3 separate regions of the Homo sapiens genome follow, and regions 2 and 3 are each linked to region 1. A link is a contact called in ENCODE Hi-C or POLR2A ChIA-PET data. All regions are on one chromosome and are shown on one strand. Each heading gives the region's core, a stretch centred on a gene start or an enhancer-like site at or near the end of the contact. The rest is flanking DNA. Distances are from core to core; before and after follow the strand shown. Region 1 has its middle 44 kb from the start of TAF1B. Region 2 overlaps LOC100996549 (a long non-coding RNA gene). Region 3 has its middle 100 kb from the start of TAF1B.

The links. A loop is a pair of places that touch in the nucleus more often than their neighbours do. ChIA-PET counts read pairs that join two places held with the same protein, here RNA polymerase II (POLR2A). Pooled maps may share reads with other maps.
Region 2: a loop to region 1 is called in a pooled map, with 2.1 times the contacts of the local background. The contact joins two enhancer-like sites. A Hi-C loop is called at or near these places in 5 of 168 maps with a recorded cell type or tissue (CD14-positive monocyte, CD4-positive, alpha-beta memory T cell, PC-3 and 2 more), 1 of 37 single-sample maps with no recorded cell type and 15 of 50 pooled maps. POLR2A ChIA-PET finds 5 or more read pairs at or near these places in 8 of 52 experiments (CD4-positive, alpha-beta T cell, CD4-positive, alpha-beta memory T cell, GM10248 and 4 more).
Region 3: a map of CD14-positive monocyte shows a loop between it and region 1 (2.8-fold over the local background). The contact joins two enhancer-like sites. A Hi-C loop is called at or near these places in 4 of 168 maps with a recorded cell type or tissue (CD14-positive monocyte, CD4-positive, alpha-beta memory T cell and naive thymus-derived CD4-positive, alpha-beta T cell) and 14 of 50 pooled maps. POLR2A ChIA-PET finds 5 or more read pairs at or near these places in 5 of 52 experiments (CD4-positive, alpha-beta memory T cell, GM10248, activated CD4-positive, alpha-beta memory T cell and 1 more).

The regions. Positions count from the first base shown.
Region 1 is chr2:9,797,423-9,800,761 of GRCh38, forward strand. No RefSeq gene overlaps it. Among named protein-coding and RNA genes, the nearest start is that of TAF1B, 44 kb to the right of the region's middle. RefSeq lists enhancers at 2,394-3,229, 3,230-3,339. Within about 2 kb of position 1,974, at least 13 of the 41 ENCODE cell types and tissues checked have a DNase peak (open chromatin) inside an H3K27ac peak, as active enhancers do; they include CD14-positive monocyte, where a contact is called at or near this core.
Region 2 is chr2:9,756,191-9,759,482 of GRCh38, forward strand. LOC100996549 (a long non-coding RNA gene) reads right to left here. Exons shown (of 3, transcript XR_241267.4): 3 at 2,400-3,109. Among named protein-coding and RNA genes, the nearest start is that of TAF1B, 86 kb to the right of the region's middle. RefSeq lists enhancers at 525-1,047, 1,048-1,570. Within about 2 kb of position 1,826, at least 10 of the 41 ENCODE cell types and tissues checked have a DNase peak (open chromatin) inside an H3K27ac peak, as active enhancers do.
Region 3 is chr2:9,738,058-9,741,322 of GRCh38, forward strand. It overlaps the pseudogene RNU4-73P. Among named protein-coding and RNA genes, the nearest start is that of TAF1B, 100 kb to the right of the region's middle. RefSeq lists an enhancer at 429-528. Within about 2 kb of position 1,579, at least 22 of the 41 ENCODE cell types and tissues checked have a DNase peak (open chromatin) inside an H3K27ac peak, as active enhancers do; they include CD14-positive monocyte, where a contact is called at or near this core.

The DNA of each region.
Region 1 (3,339 bases), core at 724-3,223:
CCAGGAGTCCAAAAATACTAAATTTAAAGCTGGCCTTCCAGATCCTTGTGAAGGCATATTTATAAGAGGCTGGAACACATTTTATTTAATAGTTTGTCAGCTATATGACTTGCAGATATTTAGACTTAGAGTAGGTGGGCCTCCAATTCTACTCTTGCCTCAGCACCTGGAAGTATTAGGGTAAGGTCTGCAAAGTACCCATTTCTCTGAAAACACCCAGCTCAGGAATTGGTACAGGGAGTCCCCTTTCTGGAAGGCCCTCCCCCACGTCTGCCTGGCCTATCCGGTTCTTCCCTCAAGTTTCAGCCCAGATTCTGACTCTTCCGAGCAGACAGGCCCCCGTGGCCTTTATTCCTTCCCTCCCAGCACTGTCTGGCCAGCATGTGCGGTCGCGTGAAGACCTGCTAACAGCAGGAGCTGGGGACTCCCTGAAGGCGCTGACCTCGGCCGACTCCCCCAAGAATTCCCAGACCCTGGCACGGGTGCCGGCACATGTGCTGCCCAGGGCAGGCTCGGTGGACACATCTACAGTTCATTCTCCCACTTTAGTCCATTTGCTTAAGACACCCTTCCCTGGCAATCGGTAAGGTGCACACATACTGCCTGGGGCTCTCATTAAACTGCAGATTCCAGTTCTGTAGGTCTGGGAGGGGCCTATGATTGTGCAGTTCTAACCAGCTCCCAGGTGAGGCCAATGCTGCTGGCTCAGGGACCACACTTTTCACAGTGAAGCTTTAGAGCTCATTATCTTCCAGGAAGACAAATGCAATACAGGTGTTGCCTGTAGCCAATGCTTCAGCAAATGCTATGGATGCTGCGACTCTGAAACTGGCTGCACCTGCCCAGCAGTCCTGTGAGAGAGTCTGTTAATAAGTAGCAAAGTAGACTCCTCACTGAGGAGGGCAGTTCAGGGACTCGGAAGTCAGGGATGCCCAGAAGGTACACAAGGGGGCTGGGAATCCAGGCTGCAACCTCTAGGCCCAGAGGCCTGGGTGCCAGGCTCAACACAGTTGCTGCTCGCCCAGTGACCTCACGTGAGACACCTCCTCTCTCTGGGCCTCTGCACCTACTCTGGGTGGTACTATCTGCCATGAGAGTGAGATGGGAAACTCTTCCAAAGAAAGGAGGGCTGGATGCTGGTGAGTTGGCATTATTGGCAAGAGCAGATATGATCAGCCCTGACCATGGGCCAAACACCATTCTGCCCACTTTCTCTGTATCAGTGTGTTTAACCCTCAGGGCGACCCTCAGAGGTGGGCACTGTTCTTATTACCTTTTCACACAAGAGAAAACTGAAGCCCAGAGGACGCAATTGCTGTTAAGACCCCAGGCAGTCTGGCTCCCAGCCTTCTACTGAACCCTCTTGTCACTCTGCCTCTCCAGCCTGAAGCTCTGGAACCGTAATAGGTTCATGGCCTGACCCGTGCAGGAAGTCAATATGCAAGATGCCGCATTGCAGCAGAGAGAGAGGTCTAATCAATGCAGGGCCACCAAGTGAGGAGATGGGAGGAAACCCCCAATCCATCATCTCCCCAGGGAGTTCGGGGCTCGAATTTTTAAGGGTTTTGAAGTGGGTCAAAGTGTGGAGGTCCTTGATTGGTCGAAGAGTGCAGTCACGGGACAAGGAGATGAAGAAACCTCACTGTCACGCGGATTCCGTTCCTCTGTGGGGGTCTTCGAGCTGGTTGGCATCAGCTGTTCTGATGGAATTCAGGATCTGCTTAAGCAATTCTTAAACAAAATTCCTATGATTCTAAGGTCAGAGATCCTATCAATAGGAACCATGGGGATGTGAACTGTCCGTACCTAGGGCTACGTGACTTTTGGTTACAAGGAAGTGGGTCAAAGTACAGCCTGATGAATGCTTAATTATAGCTATATGACTGTCCGCAGTTCTTGTTAACCCTGTGAGGCTGGCTTCAGCTGGGTCTGCACTAGGTTAAGAAAGGGAGAAGAAGGGTGGGGACCTCAGCCCTTCCTTCCTGCCCAGACCACAGCCTGCAAACCTCCTCGGGTCCCCTCTGGCTCCAGGGCTCTCGCTGCAGACAGATCAGAAAGGACTCTGGGTCTGTCCCACCCCAGCCAGGCAGCCCAGAGCCCTCAGAGCAGGTGCTGCCCAAATGTTCCTGGGCATGGTGGGACCTTCTGCTAGGCAGGCTCTTCCTCATAGATTTGGGGGCTGCTTGTTTTAGGTTTAAAACAACCTGAGCTTCCCCCAGCCAAGTCCCTATCTCATTGTGTTGCCGTGGTCTGTTTGCCTGTCTGTCTTGTCCCCTAAACTTTGCACTCTCAGAAACGGGGCTGTGTTCCCTCCTCCCTAGGTCTCCAGCTCAGTGTCTTGCACACAGTGGGTGGTGAACTGACTTGCTCCTAGTTTCCCCTCTAGAGGTGCTGGGATGCAGTGACAACGCGCTTCCAGATCTTGCCACCAGAGGGCAGGAGCGCACAGCAGCCGAGTGTGAGCAGCGCGGCAGAGAGCAGGTCGGGCTGGGTGGGTCCCTGGACATCCAGCCGGCAGGGCAGGGAAGGGCCAGGCGCAGAGGGTAAATGAGGACAGGGCCTTGGGGGAGTCTCTTCATTTCCCATGCCGATTCCAGAGACTTCTTTTCTCTTCCTTCCCTTCCATTCCCCTGCCATCTCTTTTCCACTCCCTCCCCTTCCATGTTGACCAGGGTCCAATTTTGACTTTGTGTGACTTTGGGCCAGAAACCTCTTCTCTCTAAGTTGTAGTTTCCTCGTCTGTAAAATGGGGAAGTAGTGCTACCCAATTCTGGGCAGTTCCCTATCTTCCCTTCCTCAGGCTTTGGGACCCTCTGTAGGGCCACGCTTCTCGGCTCTTAGTGGGGAGCTCCAGACTGTGACCCAGGCAAAGCCAGGGGCCCTTTGAAGTGAGCTGCCTCCTCTGCCCCCTGCCTGGGAGAGGACACCTGCAGGCCTGGCCCTGTGGGGCCAGGTGGGCTGGCAGAGTGGATGGGCTGGGAGCTGTGGCAGCTGTGCCGGGTACACACAGGACATCAGCTGGGCCTGTTCCACTCAAGCATAGATGAGCAGGCAGGCATGAATGAATGAATGAATGAATGAATGAATGAATGAATGAAGAGTGAATGAATGAGTGAATGAATGGGAGAAATTCAGGCATGGCTTCAGAATACTTGTAGCAAAGGGATTTTCATACCCACTGCCAGTGGAACCTGGAAGCCTCCTAAGCCTCTCGGAGCCCAGCTTGAGTGGAGTCCACTGGGGGCTTGTCCTCTTTTTGAAGCCTCTTGTCCCTTTTGGACTCCTCACTGGCAGAAGCCTAAGAGACCCTTAGTCTAAGCTTTCAGGGGGTGAGAGGAG
Region 2 (3,292 bases), core at 576-3,075, 41 kb before region 1:
CAAAGGTGGCCAGAAAACCACCCAGAGCTGGGGAGGCCTGGAATAGAGTCTCCGTCACAGCCCCAGCAGGAACCATCCCTGCTCACACCTTGATCAGAGACTTTTGGCTTGCAGAACTGCAAGGCAGTGAATTTCTATTGTTTCAAGCCACCTAGTTTGTGGTACTTTGTTAGGGCAGCTCTGGCAAACTAACAGAATATGGGAGATTAAAATATCATCCCACTACAAGTTCATCCCAACAAGGGGTTCTGTCGGCGGCAGCACAAAGCTACCATGAAAACACCTAATTATGAGAAATGAGCTCCCAGACCCCCCTGCCCGTCACTCCCTGCTCTTATCAACTTCTGCCCCCTCCACTCACACGGACAACTGGTTTACCTGTCTGTGTCGCCCCCAAGCCAGCCACCCCCAGAACCATGCTCTGCCCATTGCTGGGCTCAGTAAAAACTCTCACTTGCGGCTAAATCACCCATCCAGAATCATACTCTGCTCCCTGAAATCCCAGACCCAGGCTGCACTGAGCCCTTCCACACGGGTACAAGAGCACATTTAGACCAAATTTCAGCAGGTCCAGGAAGGCCCTGGATGCCAAAGTTGGCACCTTCTGGTGCTTCCCGACATGCCACCCGTGGCTGACTTGCATTCTCTGCCTTGGCTGGTACCTGTCCAGCTGCACACCTGATACGCCCCAGCTCTAAATAAGGAGAGGAACTAAACCCAGCACTGCCCTGTGGCAAGCTGTGGAGAAGGAATGGGAGCGGGTGGAGGCGTACCTTCCTGCTCCATGGACGTGTGGTTAGGAAACACCATTCCCGGCCAGGAGCAGAAGCTGGGCTGGGGTGAGCCGAAGTCTCGGCCAAGACTCCTTGACCTTTAGGGAGTGCCTGAGACGCTACACAGCCAACAAGCTGCTGGGCCAGGGACAGTTGCAGAACCAGGATTGGCCTACTTTAGCCCCCTGCCCAGGGCTTGAATCCCCTCTGCAGTCTCCCTGCTTAGGGGACACCACTGTGTTTGAACACCTCAGCTGATGTGGGACTGCTGGCATCTTTCCTGCCTGGACCTGAGAATGGCTGGCCAAGGCTGAGGCTTGGAGTGGCTCATTCCCTTCCAAACTTGCCCATATCCGTGCAGTGGGCCACAGTTCCTGTCTGGGAGCCCCCCACTCCTGCAGGTCCTCCTCAGCAGCCTTCCCCATGGCTCTGTGTAAAATTTCACCCCCACCCCTTTTTCCTGCCATATTTCTCTTCTTGTCACTTTCCACCCTCTAAGTCCTGTTTGTGCATTTAACTGATAGCTTTTGGTCACCGTCTGTCTCCCCCCGTAGAGAGGCCACCCTGGGAGGGAGGGTTTATTTGGGGGCTCGGGGTTGCTACAGCAGGCACAAAGTCAGCAGCTGTGGCCTGACCGAATAGAAGAGAGGCTGGAGTGTTAAGCGGAGGCGTTTCTGCAGTGGGGCCACAACCACGCAGGGCTGGCTGGAGGGGGCTGGGCGGGGTTCCTACAGGGAGGTGATGGGTCCCGGTAGCTGTGCCGGGTCTCCTGCAGAAGAGGTTGCATTTCAGATCCGTGAGCTTCCCCTCATTCCAAACACTGGCTTCCTCCACTTCTTTTTCCTCCCCTGGGAATAATTGGAAAAATGATTCCTAAGCTGTCAGGAGAAAATAAAGAAACCATAGCGACCGATTCGCAGCCTCTCCTAAATCAGCCAAATGAGAAATAGATTTGGAACCACCTCTGGAGGGGGCGGCTAACATCTCCAGGAAGGCGACAACCATAGATTGTGTTTCAGCAGGCGGGGAGGGGCAAGGCTGGGGGTAAGCTGCCGAAAGCCCGCCTCAGCCACCCGCTGTGCTTCCAGTCCCTTCCCTGGCTCAGGGCTGGCTGGAAAGACAGAGACGTTTCATGCGGGGCTCCGCAGATGGCAGGCGTTCCACACCCATTCCCTCACTTCTCTGGAAATAGCCCCGGGAAGTAGGCAATGTTACTGACTCCGTGTCACAGACCAGGAAATGCAGACCTGCCTTGGCCGCAGAGCTGGTTCATGGGAGGGGGATGGAGCCAGTTCTCACGCTGACATTGGCCTGGTCCCCACAACTGTGCCTTTTCTGTTGTGTCCCCAGAATTTTAACATTCTCCAGCCAGACACAGGCCAAGACCGACAATGCTTCACTTGGTGAAGACCATTTTCTGTTCCTCCAGCAGCCTCCGTGACCTCGGGTGGGCCATTCGGTCAAGTAATCCTGAATTTACCTCCCAGTAACATTGTGTCTTTGAGCCGTCATCAGGCTTCTTTCAGGGTAGACCCACGGGACTGTGTAGAAAAGGGCTTGAAGGAGGAGATTTGTGCCGGAGCCCCTGGTGCTGTCAAAGTCAAATAAAATATACAGACAAATCTCTAAGTTTAAAATGTTTTATTTGGGGAGCAAGAATTTCAGTTTGGGGCATACACACAGACTGGGTGGTCTTCAGTATGTCCAAAGAGCAAAGAGAAGGTTGTAGGTTTCATAAAAATGAGAAATGTTATGGATTGTTAGGAAAGCAAGTTCATTAGCACTAGCAACGTTTTGGGGATCCGGCAAGCTCTGATTGGTGAGTGGGTGAAACTAGTCTTAGATTTCCGCAGGTTGTTTCTGTAGCTATTAGATCAAACCGGTTTCAGGTTGCAACACTTGTTCCAGCAGCCAGGGTTGGAGACAGTTATACTCTTGGAGCAATGTTACGTGGTCCAAGTGCTTTTTCCTGTGGTCTCATAACTCTGCTTGGCTATGACAACAGTGACCTTTGTATGATCAACTTTCACAGTGGCCACAGGAGAAGCCAGATTTGAGCCCATGCCCATGCCTTCTGGCTGGCTTTCTCTCCCTTGCTCCTGGCAGGGCAATGCAGGGTGAGTGACAGAAGTGGACTCAGCTACAGGCAACATTGAGTGATCTAGGTTCCAAGTATGGCACTTTATCCGTTGTCTTATCAACATAAAGATACAGCGCTTTGAAATTTTGTCAAATTCAGGTTTGAGCAGCCTGATGCAGAAATTCCTGGGTCAGGGACTCCAGGGCGGGGATTTGGAGGGGTGAGCTGGCTGCAAAGTCTCTGGTCAATGTGGGTTCTGGAAAAGAAAGAAAGAAGGAAGGGAGTCTCCTCACTTCACCTCTCTGGTCTCTCCAACAGTGTCCACCGTTCTGAGCCCTCAGCTGCCTGTAGCTCTTTACAGAACAGACCCCACCCTGCTTTGTATCCAACTTTGTATCCAGCATCTCAGATGTTGCCACAAGGGGCAAAACCAGGGGTT
Region 3 (3,265 bases), core at 329-2,828, 60 kb before region 1:
TGAGGACTTTAAGAGGATACTTTGAGATATAAATAACAGAAAAAGTCAAAATGGCTTGCAATAGTCATAGCTGACACTTACATGACACTTACCATGTGCCAGACGCGATTTGAATACTTTCTACACATTAACCCCTTAAATCCTCACAATGATCTCATAAACCAGATACGGTTATTATCACCATCCCCATTTCACAGATGAGGAAACTGAGAAGAGAGAGAAAATAAACAAGCCAAAAGTCCTCAGTAGTAGTGGTGGTGGATTGGGCAGTCAAGCTCTAGAGCCTTTGCCCCTGACCCCCACTGTCCCGTGTCTCTGACCTTGGGACAGCATTCTCTCACTTAATGAGATGTCTCAAGTTGGGGACATCCCAAGGGAAATTAATTCAACCGCTCAAGGCTGTCACCAAGGACTTGGCTTCTTTTCATCTCGACACTCTGCCATCGTTAGCCTCTTGGCTTTTATGTTGGGTATTATCCCTTTATGTCACAATATGGCTGCAGCAGTTCTAAGTATCATGTTCTCACCCAACCACACCCAAAGGTCAGAAAGAGAGAAAGCCCCTTCTTTATAGCTCTTTTTTTAAGAGTAAGGGAAACTTTCCCCAAATTCATCCAGACACTTCCTCTCGTGTCTTGTTAGTCAGAATGAAGTTACACGCCCGTTCATAAACTAATCACTGGGTCACCGTGACTGGCTTAGACCAATCAAGACACTGTGCTAGGCTCCCAGGGAGTCCTGCTTCTCCTGAAGCATGTGGCTGCCAGAAACCCTGAATAAAACAGGCCTCTGGCTTGCTGGTGAGGGAGAGGAACTGGAAGGGTTGCGGGCCTGTCACACAGCATCGCTATTTCTGGCTCCCACATCAGCCTTGTGAGATCAGGACTTTTATCGTTTTATGAATAAGGAAACCAAGACTCAGAGACAATGAGGTGCTTGGCCAAGGTCAGCGGCTGGTGAGTGACAGAGTCTGCATGCTCAGCCCATCCCTAGGAGTCTGGCAAGGCTGGAAATTGGTCTTTCTTTTCCCATCCTAGATGGATTGCGTTGGAAAGATTCAGGCTCCTGTCAGCTGGCTCTTGCTGTCCCTTCCTGACAGCTGCGACTCTGAGAACAGTTTAATTTCAGAAACCCTCACACGGTGGCTCCTCTCCCTGCCAGGCATCAGGAGGCCCCAGAGGAGCAGCAGAGGCAAGACTCGCTGTCCAGACTCCCTTCTGAGGAGACTGCGGTCAGGGAGCCCAGGCTGACCCTCGTGTTCTCATGCCTCGGTCCTGTTGATAAGAGGGAAGTCTGTGCTGGGTTCCTATCCACAAAGCCCTTGCGGGGAATGGGTCCCACACGCCGCTTCTGCAGACCCAGCTCATCCTGTTTCCGGTTTCTATTTTGTTTTTTCTTTTTTTTTTTTTTGATACGGAGTCTCGCTCTGTCGTGATCCGCCCGCCTCGGCCTCCCAAAGTGCTGGGATTACAGGCGTGCGCTACCGCGCCCGGCCCTGTTTCTGGTTTCCAATTCTCTTAGGATGTCAGTGCCTTTGATCCTCTGAGCCCCCGGAAGGGCTCAGCCCTCTCACATCTGCCTTCCTCCTAGAGGTGTGACGCCTGCCCTTCCGCCAGGGCGAGGCAGGGGAGTGACTTGGCGCCCGAGTCCCGTTTCCCGTCCCCTCTCCGTTGCCTGTGCTCAGAGCCAGGGACTCTGCTATTTGTAGGCCCCGCGGGCTCTGTCTGGGGTCTTTCCCCAGGGGAGGGTGTGCGTCCGGGAAGGAGAGGCAGCCTGGAGTTCCTTCTGGATACCGGCCAGGCCTGCGCTATTTGCCTGGAGAGGCCATCGGCATCACTGAGAAGGTCCCTGGAACTCGCTGCTCAGACACATATGTGGCAGCCAGTCAGGAGCTACGTTCTTCTTTGCTGGAAACAAGCAAGGATAGACTGTGATTTTCCTCTCCCTCTGTTGTGTATTTTTCACTCCTGTCTCTCCATCAACCCACCCACCCATCCATCCATTCATCCACTCATCCATCCACCCACCCACCCACCCATCCATCCATCCATCCATCCATCTACCCATCCACCCACCCATCCATCCACCCACCCATCCATCCATCCTACCATCCATCCACTCATCCATCCACCCACCCACCCACCCATCCATCCACCCACCCATCCATCCATCCATCTACCCACCCACCCACCCATCCATTCACCCACCCATCCACCCATCCATCCACCCATCCATCCACCCATCCACCCACCCATCCACCCATCTATTCACCCATCCACCCACCCACCCACCCACCCACCCACCCATCCACCCATCTATCCATCCACCCACCTGTCACATAGTGTGGCAAATACAACAACGACTCACATGTGGTTCCTGCCCCTACACCCTCAACACTCATACCCTAGTGGGGACTCCTCCAACCAACGAATGCAGAAGGTTTTAGCTCCCTGATGGGCATTTGTATTTGAAGTTGGGGGGTGGGGGGCTGCACAAATGTGCACAACTTAATAGAGGTCCTTCTGGCATTGTGCCAAAGTGAAGCTGAGGAGGAGTTAAATTTTTATGTTTTTTTGGTTGTTCAGCCTCTGTAGAGAGTCTCAAAAATTCTCGATGCCAATTATATTTCAAGTTGTCATGACAAGCTATAGGGAAAAGTTTTCAATTAGCAATAATCATGTCTCAGGCAAACCTCATTGGCTATGGTACCGCCACTGCAGAAATCTGAGGAGTTATTTTTAAGCAAGGGCTCTGCCTTCCCAGCGTGTCTTAAATTTCTCCAGGGTGAGTCAGATCACCCCTGTTCTTGGGGACCTCTTACACCAGCTACTGGTCGCCAGGTCTAGGGGAGGTTAGTGACCTCAGCCCTGGAAGGGGAGCCTCAAAGTCACTGGTGAGCCTCAAAAGAGGCTGGCAGGGCTGCCTGCCCAGACCCATTTGCTACAGTTATAATGGGGAGTGTCCTTGGGTAATGAACTGCTATGTAGAGCTCCTGATTAAGCACTAATTAATTATTAATGCACTGTGTCATAATTTTGCCTGGCCCTTTCTATGCCAAAGAATTGTATCCCACAATTCCATTTGTGATCCTGCATTTTCTGATTTGTGGCCATGGTGGCCCCTTTTCAAGCTCACCTGTCTCTGCAGTGGCCAGATGGATCACTGAGGGTACATGCACCACGAGGTCATTGTCCACTGGTAGTAGGTGGCATGGATGACGACTCATGGGTGTAACGTGTGAACAACAACAGATACACCGGCTGGA